Regions from separate parts of the Homo sapiens genome. Here region 1 is linked to region 2. A link is an interaction called in ENCODE POLR2A ChIA-PET data of the cell type or tissue named here. Cell type or tissue: GM12878. All regions are shown on one strand. Links, peaks and the distances in the headings refer to the core of each region. The heading gives the core; the rest is flanking DNA.

What was found. ChIA-PET counts read pairs that join two places held together with the same protein. Peaks named below come from ENCODE experiments on the same cell type or tissue, not always from the same donor. Only the 100,000 strongest peaks of a DNase experiment are listed, where the experiment ranks them.
Region 1: POLR2A ChIA-PET joins it to region 2 with 6 read pairs; 1 of 35 experiments calls an interaction of 5 or more read pairs at or near these places.

What each region holds. Positions count from the first base shown.
Region 1 is chr7:126,446,625-126,454,627 of GRCh38, forward strand. All of the region lies in intron 9 of GRM8 (glutamate metabotropic receptor 8), which reads right to left. Among named protein-coding and RNA genes, the nearest start is that of MIR592, 610 kb to the right of the region's middle. In GM12878, for the core only: no CTCF peak of the experiment used is centred there; a DNase peak (open chromatin) is centred at 3,867; H3K4me3 peaks cover 973 bases; H3K27ac peaks cover 1,779 bases.
Region 2 is chr7:126,653,334-126,661,336 of GRCh38, forward strand. The region is part of intron 7 of GRM8 (glutamate metabotropic receptor 8); the gene reads right to left. It overlaps LOC107986843 (a long non-coding RNA gene), which reads right to left and starts at 1,093. Exons shown (of 3, transcript XR_001745350.1): 1 at 586-1,093. RefSeq lists enhancers at 4,269-4,338, 4,649-4,698, 4,879-4,928. In GM12878, for the core only: no CTCF peak of the experiment used is centred there; DNase peaks (open chromatin) are centred at 4,508 and 6,008; H3K4me3 peaks cover 777 bases; H3K27ac peaks cover 3,057 bases.

The DNA.
Region 1 (8,003 bases), core at 1,125-6,124, 210 kb before region 2:
ATTTTCCTTTTTAGATTATAAATAAACATACATAAGGAAGGGGACCAAACCAGTCTGGCAAAACACTAACACTTAATGCCACACAGAACTTCTTTAGAAGGTACTAGTGGGCCAAGTGTTATTGTAGCAATAAGTTTAACCCAGAAGGTAAGTATACATAGTGAAAATAGAGTGGGAGTGCAACATTCCAGAACATCACTATTACACACCTGTGCTTGAATAATGCTAGTGGTTGCATCTTCACATCATTACATAATTCCAACTACCAAAAATCACAAGCATGTCATAAGGGCTTGATTTTTTTTAACAGTCCCTCTAAAGAACACTTCCAGAAGGTTCTCAGTGATAGCATCATATCGAAATAAGTCAGGTGCTTTTATAAAATATGTAAGATCTCCTCCCTCCAAGATATATGCACTGGGATATGGTCCCGGTCACTGCATTCTGAAATTCTCCCCCTGTGCTCATTGCTTGCCCTTATCCCACTGAAATCGACTGCTCTGATACTTACAGAGAGAGCTCTTTCTGGAAGGTTTTTCTTTCTACAAGCTAGAGGTTAAGAATCTGAAAAAAAAACCAAAGCTAAAATCACTGCTTTGGCTTTTTCTTTTTTGGTTATGGTATAGAAACAGAAACAGCAGTATTTCATTCTTTAAAAACAGAAACAAAAACCTTTGATCTGGTTCCACTTTTCATGTCCTGAGCTCAAAATAGAATTTTCCCCAAATAACTTGGGATACTGAGGCCACGGAGAAACCACATCTTAAGACTGTAAAGAGATTCTCCCTTTGTCATATCTACGACCCTCATTAATAGATCTGTTCACTCTATTTACATCTCTGAATATGATCCTGATTAGTTGGATTTTTTAAATATGTTTTAATCTGTTAGTCTTGCTAACATCTATCATACTAGTTAGATCTCATCTGGCAATCCTCAAGACCAAACTAATTGTGTCCTTTTAAATAAAGAATCAAAAACAAAACAAAACAAAACAAAACAAAAAAAACCATTCGCCCTCAAGGGTAAATAACTGAATCAGCATTAGTGTTGCCTTTTCCTAGAGGAGAAGGTTTCTCTTAACAGATGGCAAAACCTTGCGGTAAAGAACTGTCCAAACCATGAGCAGGATGTGAGGCACAAGTTAAGAAACTGTCTTTGGATATAAAATCATACCATGCACACTGCTGAATTTACTGCCCAGTTCATCTGCCACTAAGGCTGTCCTTGCATCCTTGCATAAGAGCTCATTGTTTAAGTGTGGAAAATGCTTTAACGAGATTTACTACAAAGTTTACAAGATTTACTACAATTAAGACCATCCCAATGAAATAGGGATGTGTACGTTTACGGCTTATAAATCTCCTAAGTTTTGCCATCTACTTTTAAGCAACCTATTATTTTAAACATTCCTAAGCTTCCTAAGTATTGGTTAATCTTTTTTGAATTCCTGCTTATTTTCAAGCTAGCATTGCTGCAAAAACCTACATAGAAAATTGACTGCAGAGAGAGGACATAAAGGTAAGAAAAGAATGTGGCAAAGTACAAACCACACCCATACATGTTCCAATGCCAGTCAAATAGAAAACCACCAGTCAGACTCTTTCAAGTCAATTTAGCCTAAAAACAAACAAACAAATCCAACGACGAAACAGCCATAAAATGATGGGAACATCTATACTGATTAGTTGGATTTTTTAAATGTGCCTTAATCTGTTAGTCTTGCTAACATGTATAGTACTAGTCCAAATAGTATAAAAATATTTTTGTAATAAACATCCTATACATTTTCTCTGTTACCAAAAATATAAATAATAGTCTTCTCTTATTTGGAATAATTTCTGCGATATATAGTAAATTTAATCCTGCCAAATATTAGACATGAAGAGGACTTTGGAATGCTAGCTTCCTCGTTAAATAAATTACCGCAGTCTATCCTTTTGGCAAGCCAACTCAATGAAAGATGTAATAAACACAGATATTAGAATTAAATAGTACCATGGTTAGTGTAGCAAGCTCTTCATTGGACGCTATACTTTCAAATTATACCAAAATGCTGATCTTAATTATGTACTTTCTTAAGACAGCTTCTGAAAAATTTTAATGTGAGTTTAATACAGGAAAGGCATCTAACAAAATCCTTAGCAAACTAACAGAAGAATAGAAAACCAAATACTGCTTGTTCTCACTTATAAGTGGGAGCTAAATGATAAGAACACATGGAGACATAGAGGGGAACAACACACACTGGGGCCTTTTGGAGGGTGGAGGGTGGGAGGAAGGAGAGGATCAGGAAAAATAATAACAGGTACTAGGCTTAATACATGGGTGATAAAAATAATCTGTACAACAAACCCCCATGGCACAAGTTTACCTATATAACAAACCTGCACTTGTATCCCTGAACTTAAAATAAAAGTTAAAGAAATCCACAAAATCATACCCTAAGTCCACAACCTTACAGTGGCCTAGCATTTGTTACAGGGCCATGGAAGGAATATGTTCCAGTAGACCTGGGTATGAATTCTGAACCACCACTTAAATACATTTTTTTAAAAGATAAAGTTTACAGAGAAACTCTAGAGTTATTTTCTGGGTGATTAAAGTCCCCAAACCAACCTCCCAGGCTACAATCTAAACCAATCAATCTTCCCTGGTTATTGGACAAATATGGTATCTTATTTTCTTCTCTGAACAGTAAGTTCTTATCTATGTCACAGGGTGGGGTTGGGGGTAATACTTTTCTCATAGAGGAGTTACAGGGTAGCATGATATATTTATAAAATCTCTTACAGATACAAGATAGCTCAAGAAACATTCTTTACCCTACAACTTTGCATCTAAAAATATGCTAACAAAGTATCCTCCCAGGAGTATAGGACAAAAGAAGGACCTATTACACACTTATTCAAACCAGTTTTGTTTAGAGAAGAGCTGATAGCCAGGCTCTGACTATACGATGTTGAGGAAAAGGCCTTTGTAATCTCACTTCAATGTAGACAGAATAAAATTTTGTCCAAATGTGAACTCAAGACCATATTTACTGCCTGGGCCACATGCTTAGAATAATATAACAGCTCTTTATCTCAAAGTTACAGCTCATCAGAATGCAGGAGGGGACTGTATTAACTCCCACTAACCCACAAAAATTCAAGAGATGCTAGCAATGATATTGGATATGTCAATAATAATCTTCTCTTTCCCAGCCTTCTCTTACGTGCTCCCTCCTGGCCCTGTCACTCCAAAATACTAACACCCAGAGGATGGGGACTATCTTTTCTATCACACGCACTGATGGCTTGTTACTTACTCTGCCTCCATGCCCCATGGACATTTTGAACCTGAAGCAGTCAGATGCCCTGAAGCAGATTTAAGCAATCTCTAGATAAGCCAGGGGTGAGCTGTGACAATGGAGCATACTAATATGAAATCTTTTCTGGGACCTATTACAGTTCCCTCTTCAAACTCTGGATAGGTCATTTGTACATATCAAGGTCTACTCAACGTAGGCCATGATGTGGTATCATTAAAGACTCCAGGAAGAGTGAGGAGGGAGGAGATTTTATTTTTCCAGGATAAAGGTCAGTCTTTTGCTTTCAACCAGCTGCCAGTGCACAGACCACCACAGACTCTGACATCCAACCTGGTATTTTTGCAACCCCTTAGTAACTAAGGTAAACTATTATGAAACCTAACACTCAAAGCAACTTTATGCCACGTGATAAGAAACAGACTCAGTATTTATTCCTGACTATTTCTGTTTTGCCCTCGATGGTTTAATCTTACCACTTTGTTTTAGTCACCAGGTTCTGTTTGGCTGCTTTGCATACCGTTTGACCAGCTAGAAAGCTACACTAACACTGACAGCCTGTATTTCTCTGCTTCTGTTTCTACTTCCTCATCTGCGTGTCTGCCAAAGTGAAACTTGCATCAAAAAATGGGTTTTCTTTTGCTTTTTAGCAGCCAATGGACTTCAAAATACCATTTACTACTAGAAGTGATTTTTTTTTTTTAAAGATGAAGAAGTTTATAGAGAAACTGGAGTTGTCCTGTGGGTGGTAACACCCCAAATCAATCTATCATGCAAAAGTCCAAACTCATAAAATTCCCCTAGCAATTGAAAATTGCAAAAACCAGAGGCAACCATTCAGCTTTGCTGGCTGAGCCTGAAACCACTACCAAGCTCATATCAAACGTTTTTATTTTGTTCCTGTCTTGTTTACATTAAATATCTTCCTAGTTTCATTGCTTAGTCTTTTTCTCTCTGTCTCTTACTCGCTTGCTGATCATATTAGAATTACACCCTTAAACCAAGACAAGCTTCATGGGTGTGCACTTGTACACAAGACCCTGTAATAGAAGGGCCCCATGCTTGGTTTAATGCTCTGCCACGAATGTTTTGAAGTCTGTAATAATTGTTAAAGAAAGACTCCTGCATTTTCATTTCTTACTGGGTTCCACAAATTATATAGCTAGTCCTCTTTTAAAAATCACTTATATACTGACAAATTCCGGGCTTTTCTTAGGAAAGGCATTTGTCTTTTGGGTCACTCCCTTCGGTGCCTGACAGCATCTGAAACTTAACAAGCCTCTGATTCCCAATCTTCATCCCTAAACTTGATCTCCCAGTGGTCTACCCTATCTCATTAATACCGTGCTTCTAGTTCTTGGGAGAGCAGGTGGACAGGGAACTTGAAATTGTCTTTTACTCCTTTTTTATACTCCCACCCTATCTATGACCATATCCTATTGATTCTACCTTCAAAATTTGCTCAGAACTTTCAGAATGTCTCCACTGGTGTTACATTGCTCAGAGCCATCATCATCTCTCATTTGGATCAGTACTGTAACTGTCCTAGTGTTCTCTTTCCTGCTGCCCTTGCTCTCTTCTGTTTGAGCATTTGATTGATCCTAACACAGAAGCTAGAATAATCCCATTATTCATAAACTGAATTAGGTCACTCCTACTCTCCAAAGCCTACTCTCCAATGACTTCCCATTGATTGTATCTTGACAATGGTCCACAAGATCCTCTGAGAACTCCTCTGGTTTACTCTTTTTTTACTCATTCCCTTCCACCCATACTGGCTCCCTGGCTGATCTTGGAACATACCAGGCATGCTTCTACTTCCAGACTTTTATATCTGGTGGCTTGCCTCTTCACTGCCTTCAAGTCTTTACTGAAATGCCCCAGCTCAGTGAGACCTTTCCTGAACACACCATTGAAAATTGTAACCCCCAACCTTCTACCAGTATTCCTAGCTTTATCACACTCCTTAGTATCTAACACATTATATCCTAAAAGTCTATATATTTTACTCATTTAATGTATGTGGTACCTATTTCCCCTAGCTAGAATAAAAATTCCATGAATATTGGGAATTTTACCTGTGTTGTTCACGGCTGTAAACTCAGCACTTAGAAAACTGTCTGGATTAAGAAAATGTGGCACATATACACTATGGAATACTATGCAGCCATAAAAAATGATGAGTTCATGTCCTTTGTAGGGACATGGATGAAGCTGGAAACCATCATTCTCAGCAAACTATCACAAGGACAAAAAACCAAACATGGTATGTTCTCACTCATAGGTGGGAATTGAACAATGAGAACACTTGGACCCAGGAAGGGGAACATCACACCCCAGGGCCTGTTGTGGGGTGGGGGGAGGGGGGAGGGATAGCATTAGGAGATATACCTAATGTAAATGATGAGTTAATGGGTGCAGCACACCAATATGGCACATGTATACATATGTAACTAACCTGCATGTTGTGCACACGTACCGTAAAACTTAAAGTATAATAAAAAAAAAAAAGGAAAGAAAACTGTTTGGATAACAGACATTCTCTATAATCTTTTGAGTTGGTGTGAGTTCATACTCCCAAATTTGGGTTTTAAGGAATATAACTCATGTATTTCCAAGAAGGAAAAAAAAAAACAGATACTGAAACTACAAAATATCAGAAAACTGGAGGACTGGAGGACTCCATTCTTTTTCATAGCAATCTCTAGGCTGGGAGAGAAATGTAATCTTGGGCAGATAAACATAATGCCCTTTTAAACAGTAAACTTGGTAATAATGGGCCATTTTGCTCTCCATCAGCAATGAACAGTATAATTCAAAGTCAGTCGTTTTCACTTTGGGAATAGGAGAGCTCTGGGATCTGCCCTCAAAACAAGTTAACTGTATAACTGAGGGTCAGGCACTCACATTACTTCTAAGTTTTCATAGACTTAAATCAAAGGATTTAGTGAGACAACATATATACACAGTGGCACAGAGCCTGGGATATATTAATTAATAAGGGATAGCTTTATTGTCATTATTTAACCTTGACAACCTGTTCTCTATTCATCTTCCTTCATTCTCCACGTCAGAAACGCTTAACACTACTTCTCTCTCAAAATCAGCTTCAAGACTTTTAGCCTTTATAGCAGAAACACACACACACACACACACACACACACACACACACACACACATACAAGCAAAATGGTTTATTCATAAGGAAATATACTTTATGTTTGTGGGAAACTTTAGAGTCACCACAGCAAAGAATTATAGTCCAATTTAACTCTGGGAAAAATCACCGTCCTGAGTGTTGTGTTTCTCCTGTCAGGTAGAAATCACAGTGCTGCTGACCCAGCAGCAGGTCAGATACATTGCACTGTGTTTTCATTAGTGGAGGTGGAGACCAGTTGTCTGTAATCCATTTGCAGTCACTTATCACATCCCCTTTCGGCTCAGGACACATATTTGCAACATGAAGAGTCAAATCAAAAGCTACGAATAAAGAATTGTGAAGGAAGACTACAGATGCAGAGCAGGGCTTGTTCTCCCTCCTGTGAGGTCTTTCTGAACCCTTAACCTTGGAATGATTGGGAGAGGTGGAAACTAGCTAAAGAGAATGATACAGCATCAACCAACAAGCAGAATATCAGCTTCTCTAATGATAGGAAAGAACCACGTAAGGAAGCTCAAGATCTGTTAAAGAAGGAGAAAATCTATCTGATTTACAATGACTATAATTAAACATAAGTGATCTTTAATATTTGGATTAGTAAATAATTTGTTTTTATTAAAGCCTGATGGAAAATTTAAAAACAGAGTAAATTTTTAAAACTATGGCATTATTAAATAAAATGTGGTCTTTAATTTTCAATTATTATATATGAGAATTATTTACAGAAATATAGTAAATAAGTAAACTGATGTTGCATTTTCTACTGGGATATGTATATGAAAATTAATACAAGGTGTCTACTCTCTCAGTGCTTATTAATTCCTCCTTTACAGGTATTTTTGCTCATGTTTTCCTTCGTGGATTTCTGCTTCCATGGTAACTTTTGGCCCTTTATCACTGCAGCAGCATGGACAGAACTGGGAATAACAGCAATGGGGATGTCTTTAATTATTATCATTTGAACGGATATCAAAATATAATAATATTTTCAGGTAGAGAACAAATAAATAAAAGTATAAATTAGTTTAGAAAGAAGCAAGGAAGAGGAAACAATTGTTTCAGGAACAAAATTTATCTCTGAACTATATTTTAAAGTATCTCTATCTCTATCTATCTGTCTATAGTTCTAGAAGCCAGGAAAAGAGAAAATATGTTGAATCCTATATTTATCACTGCCTAGAGACGGAAGCCTTGCTAGAATTTAAATTTTAGGCTAAATAATAAATTCAGGTTGTGTTATCTAAGGAAAGTTGGTAAAATTATGAAAATGGTTTCAACTGTAGTTTTGCGAAAGGCACTAAATCTTGGTCAGATAGATATTTTCTCTATAACCCTTTTTAAAGACAAAATAATTGATTCAGTAACTCAGTGCAGGTGCTTTTGCGGAGGCACATGATGTTTTAAAAGTGCTATTTTTTTTTTTCTGGTGATATCCCTTAATATAGTAAGAATCAAGAAAAATGGTGTTATGGGCTGAATTGTGTCTCCTCCAACATTTGTATTTCGAAGGCCTAACCCCCAGTACCTCAGAAT
Region 2 (8,003 bases), core at 1,637-6,636:
CCTTACTAAAACAGGCAATTCAATATTCAATTAGGGGGATTCATTCAAACCATTTATTTCACAGAAATGGCCAAATAAGTGGCCTTGTTAATAAGAAGATAAAACCCTTTCCTTTTTGCATTAAAATAACTGATTTTGTCTCAAATTATATTAAATAAGGTAACTACAACAGAAATAAGAAGAAAATTACATTGATTGTATAGACAAGAATTAGTTTCTGAAAGCACATAAACCTTTACAGAAAATACGCTTACTTTATCAAAGTGGTTCAGTTTTCAGCTGCTTCTATGGCTTACAACAAAAAAGGGATTCTGTTACATATGGAAACTTCAAAAATCACAAAGCTCAAATAAAAATAATAGTCCAGGGCAATTAATCTGGAACAAGAATACCCATGAATACTCTGGGTATTTGTTTTAATGCACTTCAGTTCAATAGTGTTGTTTTCTTTCTCATCAAAGAGCAAACTATATTTCTATTTATCATCTTCAGAAGTAGTAACAGAGCCTATCCTGGTAATATGCATTGTGGGGAAGAAGAGGATACAATTGAACACAAGGCTATTTCAAATAATAGAAAAGATACCTTTAATAATTGGCAGGAGATCTTATAACACAAACTATAAACAACTGCTGGATTTGAAAGTCACAAAAGCATAGTCCTAGAGTCCATATCGTGGGATCATAAGACAGTTACAGCTTTCCCTAGAGTCAAGAGGAAATGTCATCCATTAGAATTCAAGTGAACTCTCTATATACCCATTTATAGAAATAACTAGACCCCTAAGCAGATTCAGGTACATTCTTCTTATTCTTCTACATCTGGCCCTGAATTAGGTGAGGTGACAAGTGTGATTTTTCAGACCAACTCATGGTCTTTCTGGCTTATGGTTATACTGATCGCCCCTGGTGACTTGTGTGTGAACAAACCTCAGAGCATTCAAATCCCTGGGTTCTGCTCTGGCTCTGCTAGTATCCTGCTCTGCAAACTTAACCTCTCTGGGCTTTCATTTCTTTATCTTCAAATTGAAGAAAAATGTGATACTTTATCCTTAAGGTCAACCTCTAGTTCCAAATTCTTAATCAGAAAAATTATGGCAGGCTTATGGTCTACAGAATTAAAATCAAAGAGCCTTGCTGAGGTAAGCGACAACATTTGCAAAGGACAATGTAAGGTTCATTTTCTTCTAGCCCGAATGAATTGTACCCAGTATTTATGTGGACTTGAAAACTATAAGTGTTTTTAATAAATTAAATCTAAAATGAAGGCATTTAAAATTATTAGCGGCTTATCAGCATGAAACACAAAGAACACTGAAGTGGGAGATTTTTCCAGTGAAACTCATCATTAAACTTTCAATAACAATGTCATCATTTCTTTTCCCTTCTGTGATCACACCATCTCCCAGGCACAATTTTAGGTTTAACAGTCTTAAAACCAGGTAAGACTAGGGAAGCTGAGCAGGCAAATCAAATGATTAAGTTTTAAAAAGTTTTATAGGTATTTAAGCCTTGGGAAAGCTTAATTAATGAAGAATTTAAAACAGGAGTGAAAATTAAAGCAGTAGGAAATATTCAAGAAAAAAATTACTATGCCATTGAAAAAATTCAGGAAGAGCCACAGGGAACTAATGCAAATAATCATTGACTGGAGGAAATGTCTCTGGCAAATGCAAGAAGTGACCCAAAGAAACAGAACTGAGAAAATTTGGCCAGAAAAGTAAAAAAAGAACATACATAAAATGGATGGTACAACATTGCTTTTATTTTTCAGGAAGAAAATGTGATTGATTCTGCGTAAAGGTGCTTTTCATAACTTTTATATTGTCATAAAGACAATAATAATATCCTTAGCTCTTCATATTCCTTTGCCAGTCTATCATTCACTCATGTTTTCAATGTAATATTCAGAACCCACTGTATCAGATCATCTGGTTGAGTTCCATACCACCATCTTCTCTATCCACTTATCCTATGAGATCCCAGTTGCATCCCATAATCTTTTTAAATATAATGGAAAATTTAAAACATTTCATCTGATATAGTTTGACTCTGTATCCCCACCTAAATCTCATCTCGAATTATCATCCCCATGTGTTGAGGGAGAGATCTGATGGGAGGTGATTGCATTATGGTCTTTCTCTCTCTCTCTCTCTCTCTGTTGCTGTCTCTCTCTCTCAGTCTCAGTATCTTTATAGCAGTGTTAAAACGGACTAATAAATCATCCTTCTTGGTCTCAACTACTGGTCATTCATCTTAAACCATGCTTATCTCTGATGGATACTATCTAGAAATAAACACATGAGATGACATTTTCTTGGATATCTCATTACAAACATATTAGGCATCTGAATCAGTATTATTGTTTTAATTTATCAAATAATGTCCAAAATTATGATGGAAACAAAATAGCTGGTCCAAATCTAAAGAAGATATTTTACTTGCTTAATCACAAGGATTATTTAAAACATCCACATGTGGTTTAACTGACTCCCAAGGTAGATACATTTCCAAAGCATGACACAAGGGAAAGATATAGCATTAAAATCACATTCCAGGGTACCTATATTTATAGAAACACACAGAAAATGGGCTAATCTTTGCACTTTCTCCTATTGAGAGAAATAGATATTCTACTCAACCCTTTCTTCATAGCTGGTAATGTAACATAAATAATAAAATTTATCTTAAATTGCCTACCAATCATCAAATTCAGGGAACTGTCCACTGAACTTTTAGTATTGGCTTTCCATTTGTTGGGGAGGGGAAGAGTGGGGTTACAAATTATAGACTAGAAATAATAACAATAAAATAATTCCAAGGGGCATTAAATGCCAGAGTTCTGGGGATTTGGAGATTGGGGTAAGATAACTAGAGTAACTTGCTGACTGTGCCCCACACATCCTTTCCTTCTGGTAGTCAAAACAGTGAGAAATGTGAAGGAGGGGCTTAGGCAAAAGCCAGCCTTGACGGCCTGGGGCATCTTATTGGCATTTGAATTGGTGAGAGAGCTAACAGTTTCCACTCCTCCTCATGTTATTTTGGAAGCAAGACCTACCAAACAGGCCAGGCACAGTGGCTCACTCCTGTAAACCTAGCACTTTGGGAGGCCAAGGCGGGCGGATCGCAAGGTCAGGAGATCGAGACCAACCTGACCAACATGGTTTCTACTAAAAATACAAAAATTAGCCAGGTTTGGTGGCACGTGCCTGTAATCCCAAGCTGCTCAGGAGGCTGAGGCAGGAGAATCGCTTGAACCTGGGAGGCGGAAGCTGCAGTGAGCCGAGATTGTGCCACTGCACTCTAGCCTAGATGACAAAGCAAGACTCTGTCTCAAAAATAAAAAAATAAAAAAACAAAAGACCTACCAAACAGAACCACAGCCACTAAAAGAAGATCAGAGTTAACAGTTGGACAGAGAGGGGTTATTTCTGCATGTTGGAGATGCTTGTGTTCACAGAGTAGCTGTGTTTATCATTAATAATAATAATAATAAAAAGTTATGCCTCTCATCAGTAAGCATAGCCTTTAAAAGCTAGGCATATTCAGGGAAACAAATTCATCCACTTCTGACATCGGTTGCAGGGTCTTACCTCTGGCAACAGATTAATGCATTAGCAAGGAACCCAAATGAAAAGTGCTTATGTAGACAGCACAATGGCTGTGATTTAGTAATGTTCGTACAGCAATTTATATTTACTGAGTGCTACAATGGTTTCTATTATTTATTCTTCAAGAGAAATCCATGAGGTACTGTCTTCATTTTTTTAGGTGAGGAAAATAAGGCATAGGGAAATTAATATGGAATCACAGAGATCAAGTCAGGTTGTGCCTGTACACACAAAAATAACCTTTTAGAAAGGAAAAATGAGCTTAAGTTACGAGATCAAGTCAGGTTGTGCCTGTACACACAAAAATAACCTTTTAGAAAGGAAAAATGAGCTTAAGTTACTTGCTTGACATTAAATATTACATTGGTGCAAAAGTAATTGTGGTTTTTAATTGTGGTGAAAACCGCAAATACTCTTGTACCAACCTAATAGAGCAGTGGACACTGACATATTTTCTTAGCAGTAAAAACAACCCCCCCCCAAAAAAGTCACATACAATTCCAATTTACAAACAAGATAACAATTACACAGCATTAGTAAACCAAATATAAATTTCTAACGTTTACTAATTATTAGGGCAATCAATGCTTTAGGAACATAAACTTTGAAATCAGAGGGCATGTATAATAGTTCCAAGCTTCTATCACTCTCAGCTTCTGTGAATTTCAGAACTTCTGAACTCCAGAGTCTGCAGGCTTTAGGAAGAAAGTGTTTGCCTAAACATAACAGGTCAAAAGTATAAATTCAGTAAAACTACTTTGTTTGCATAAACCTAATGACATAGTGTGTATGCTGGGAATGTACTTGAACCTTTGAATTCAGTTGTTTAATTAGTGAGCTATTGTGGTGGGGGTGGAGTGAGTGGGGAAACCCACAGAGGAGGAGCCTCCGCTGAGTGATTTAAAGCGTGCAGGAAAGAAGGCCTGTGGCCTGTGTATGCATAGGGGGAGCTCCTCCCTAATCCTCATTATAGATTTGTGTTCTCTAAAGCCGGAAACGACAAACTAAAATTAAGTAAAGAGATGCTAACGGTTATATTAATTTTTAAAGAAGAAACAACAGCCTGCAGCTGATGATGTGTTGGCTGGAATGGCCTGAGCCGCTGGGAAAGAATTTAATGGAACTAGAGCTTTTAAAAGTCATATGAGTTCAAAAGGGGAAACAGGAAAAATAAATAAAGAGAAGTAGGCAGAAAGAACAGGTGAGATTCAGCTGAGTGAAGTTGATGGCATAACATATGCTGAGGCCACACATTTCCAACAACAGTCCATCAGCCATGAGCTGAGTTATGGCTCCCAGAGTCATGGAAAGCAGTTCTGAACAGAAGCTAAATGTTGGTGAACTCAAATTCCAAAAAGAATAAAGTCATGCTTCTCCAGAGACCAAAGAGAAGATAAAGAAAATGGCCTGGCCTTATACTTGAGGGAGAAAGCAAAATGATTTACAAAGAACAGAACTAGTGATTGGAACCAATGAGTAGGACTGGATGAGCAGAGAATAGGATCTAAAACTGGCAGTCTTGGAAGGAGCCTAAGAGAGCATCGAATCCAAGAAGTTTGGGGATGATAAATGTGAGGCACATGTATCACCTGTTATCTATGTCCACAGTCCACTCAATACTGCAACCTGGTCCAAGATGAATCCTGTGGCATTGGGTTTATCTGTTAACAGTTTATAAGAAGACCACATTCTAGATCAACTGGAGCAAAATACTTCAACTTTTTACACCAGGGAACCAGGGATGATGTATGTGCTCTAAGGAACTGGAATGGAGGAATATACTTTATGTAAAGAAGGAAGACCAGAAATCCCAATATTAGATTGGAAAAAAAATCCTCTTCGTCTTCTGCCGGGCCCGCCCAGCAGACCCTGGCCAAATGACAGATGAAAAAACGTACACAGACACAGGTGTTTTGCCTGGCCGCGCGGCTAGGGGACCGAGCCACTCACAGACATCAAGGAGGATGCCGTAAAGAGTCACAGAGGCCGCAGCCTTGACAAGCGGCCGCTACAGTCATTTATTCAGTACAGATATAAAGACAAAGGCCTTGAGGCAACACACTTGTAGGTAATTAATATGGTTGCGCCCCGCCCCCCGCCCCGCCCCCAGGTTCAGAGGCCTAAGTAAACTAACTTACCTTGATCAATTCTCTTACACTTCCTTGTTATCTACTCTTAGAGAATTCAGCTGCCTTCAGCCCAATCCTTTCCCAAAGCTTCTGCAAAACCTCCCAGCCTTCCAGGAATGTTTCCATCTTTCTATAATTTTTCCCACCACCCTGACCGATCTCCTACAATCTCCAAAATTGTGAAATAGAAAATCAAGCTATTACAAGTGGCAGGGGGAACCTACCTGTGGTGGCATTTCTGTTAAATAATAATGTGTACGTGATTGAGCTTTGTAAACTAAAAATAACTAGAAAAGGGAAGTGATGCTCTGGAGTGGCTTTAGATTTGAGTGTTTACTTCACTATACATACATATTTTTTTCCTAAATACAAATATGATACGTCCATTTAGAATATTTGGAAAACAGAAGTGAAAGATTTTTTAAAGAGAGAGAGAAATATTCAACCATAATAAGCCTTCCACTTAGAACTGATCACTGTTAACAATTTGGTGCACTACATACTAGTATTTAATTCATATGCAGATCTGTGCCTTGTTTATAAATAAAAGTGAGACCCTTTTCCTTTCTTTTTACTTGGCAATACATTGTGTGCTTTGCCATTTCATTTTATTCTTAAAACATTAAAGACTGCATTAAATTCTACTGCTTTTCATCAATTCTCTAAAGTTAAAAACTTAGGTCTTTGTATTTCCACTATTTCAAATAAAAGTGTGGATTGATATCCTTGATTTTGTTTGCATTTATTTGTGTGCTAGTAAGACTAATCATTTTTCATGTTTTGGGCCATTTACACTTCTTTTGTATATTGGTTTCATGTTACTGTCCATTTTTTTCCTAGAGTATTAAGCTTTTTAAAAGACCTCTTTACATTAAATATATTAATCCATCCTCTGTCATATACATTTAAAATATCATTGATTTGTCTTATTTCATTTAAGGTATTTTCTTCAAGAGGGGAGGCCTTTAGTTTTTATGTAGCTAAATTTTTTCCTTCATGGCTTTTGTTTTTGGTGACAAGTTTTGAAAGATCTCTGTGCTGCAACTACATATACATATTCAGCAGTAGTTCCATTTAGTTCTTTTAACGAGCATTGTTTAAAAGCGTGGGGACTGGAAGCCATTCCTAACACTGACCTTAATCTTATGATCTATTCTGCCTCCACTGATCTATGATTAATCTGATCTGTGCTTTAATTTCTTTATCATAAAACTAATAAGTAGTACTAGTATTTGCCTCACAGAGCAGTTAAAAGTAGTAAACTGGATAATCTATATAAAGTGCAAGGCATAATATCTGGCACATAATAAATAATAAATGCTAGGGATTATTTAACTCCCTAATATCTACGAACATTATTTTAGAGACTATGATACAAATAAATCTAAGTTTAATTTTCTCCAAATTTGTGCCAACACTATATTTTGAATAAAACATATTGTGTCTCACTAATTTTATATGCCACTTCTATTATATACTAAATGATTACAGGTGTTTGGATACATGTCTACACTTTTTATTGAAGTCTACTGATTTCCCTGGCTAGTAATATAAGTCTACTACAATATTAAAATCAGTATGGCTGAATAATATTTTAATTACTTTTAGTGCAATTATCCGTCCTTAATTATTCTTTTCTCAGAAAATACCCCTGACTAATCAGGCTGCCAAAACTTCTGGTTAAAGTTCCAAGAGGGAATTAACAAAAGTATATGAAACTGTCATTCTTATAACGAGCACTACCTTTAAATATTTTTTGGGAAAGTCCAAGGTGAACTTTTCTGCCCAAATTATATTTCACACCAATCACTTCCTAGTTTCTGTCCAGTAAAGTATAAATGTATAAGGGTCAGTATCAACTGTCAAAACAAATCAGGTTTTTCGACTGAACTCATTGAGATAGAGAATAGAAGGTTACCAGAGACTGGGAAGGGTAGTAAGAGAGATGGCATGGAGAGGAGGTGGGGATGGTTAATGGGTTAAAAAAATAGTTAGAAAGAATGAATAAGACATAGTATTTGATAGCACAACAGGGTGACTATAGTCAACAATGACTTAATTTACATTTTACTAACATTTTACTAAAAGAGTGTAATCGGATTGTTTGTAACACAAAGTGTAAACATAAACACTTGAACGGATGGATACATCATTTCCCATGATGTGATTATTATGCACTGCATGCCTGTATCAAAACATCTCATGTACCCCATAAGTATATATACCTACAATATACCTACACAAATTAAAACTTAAAAAAATCT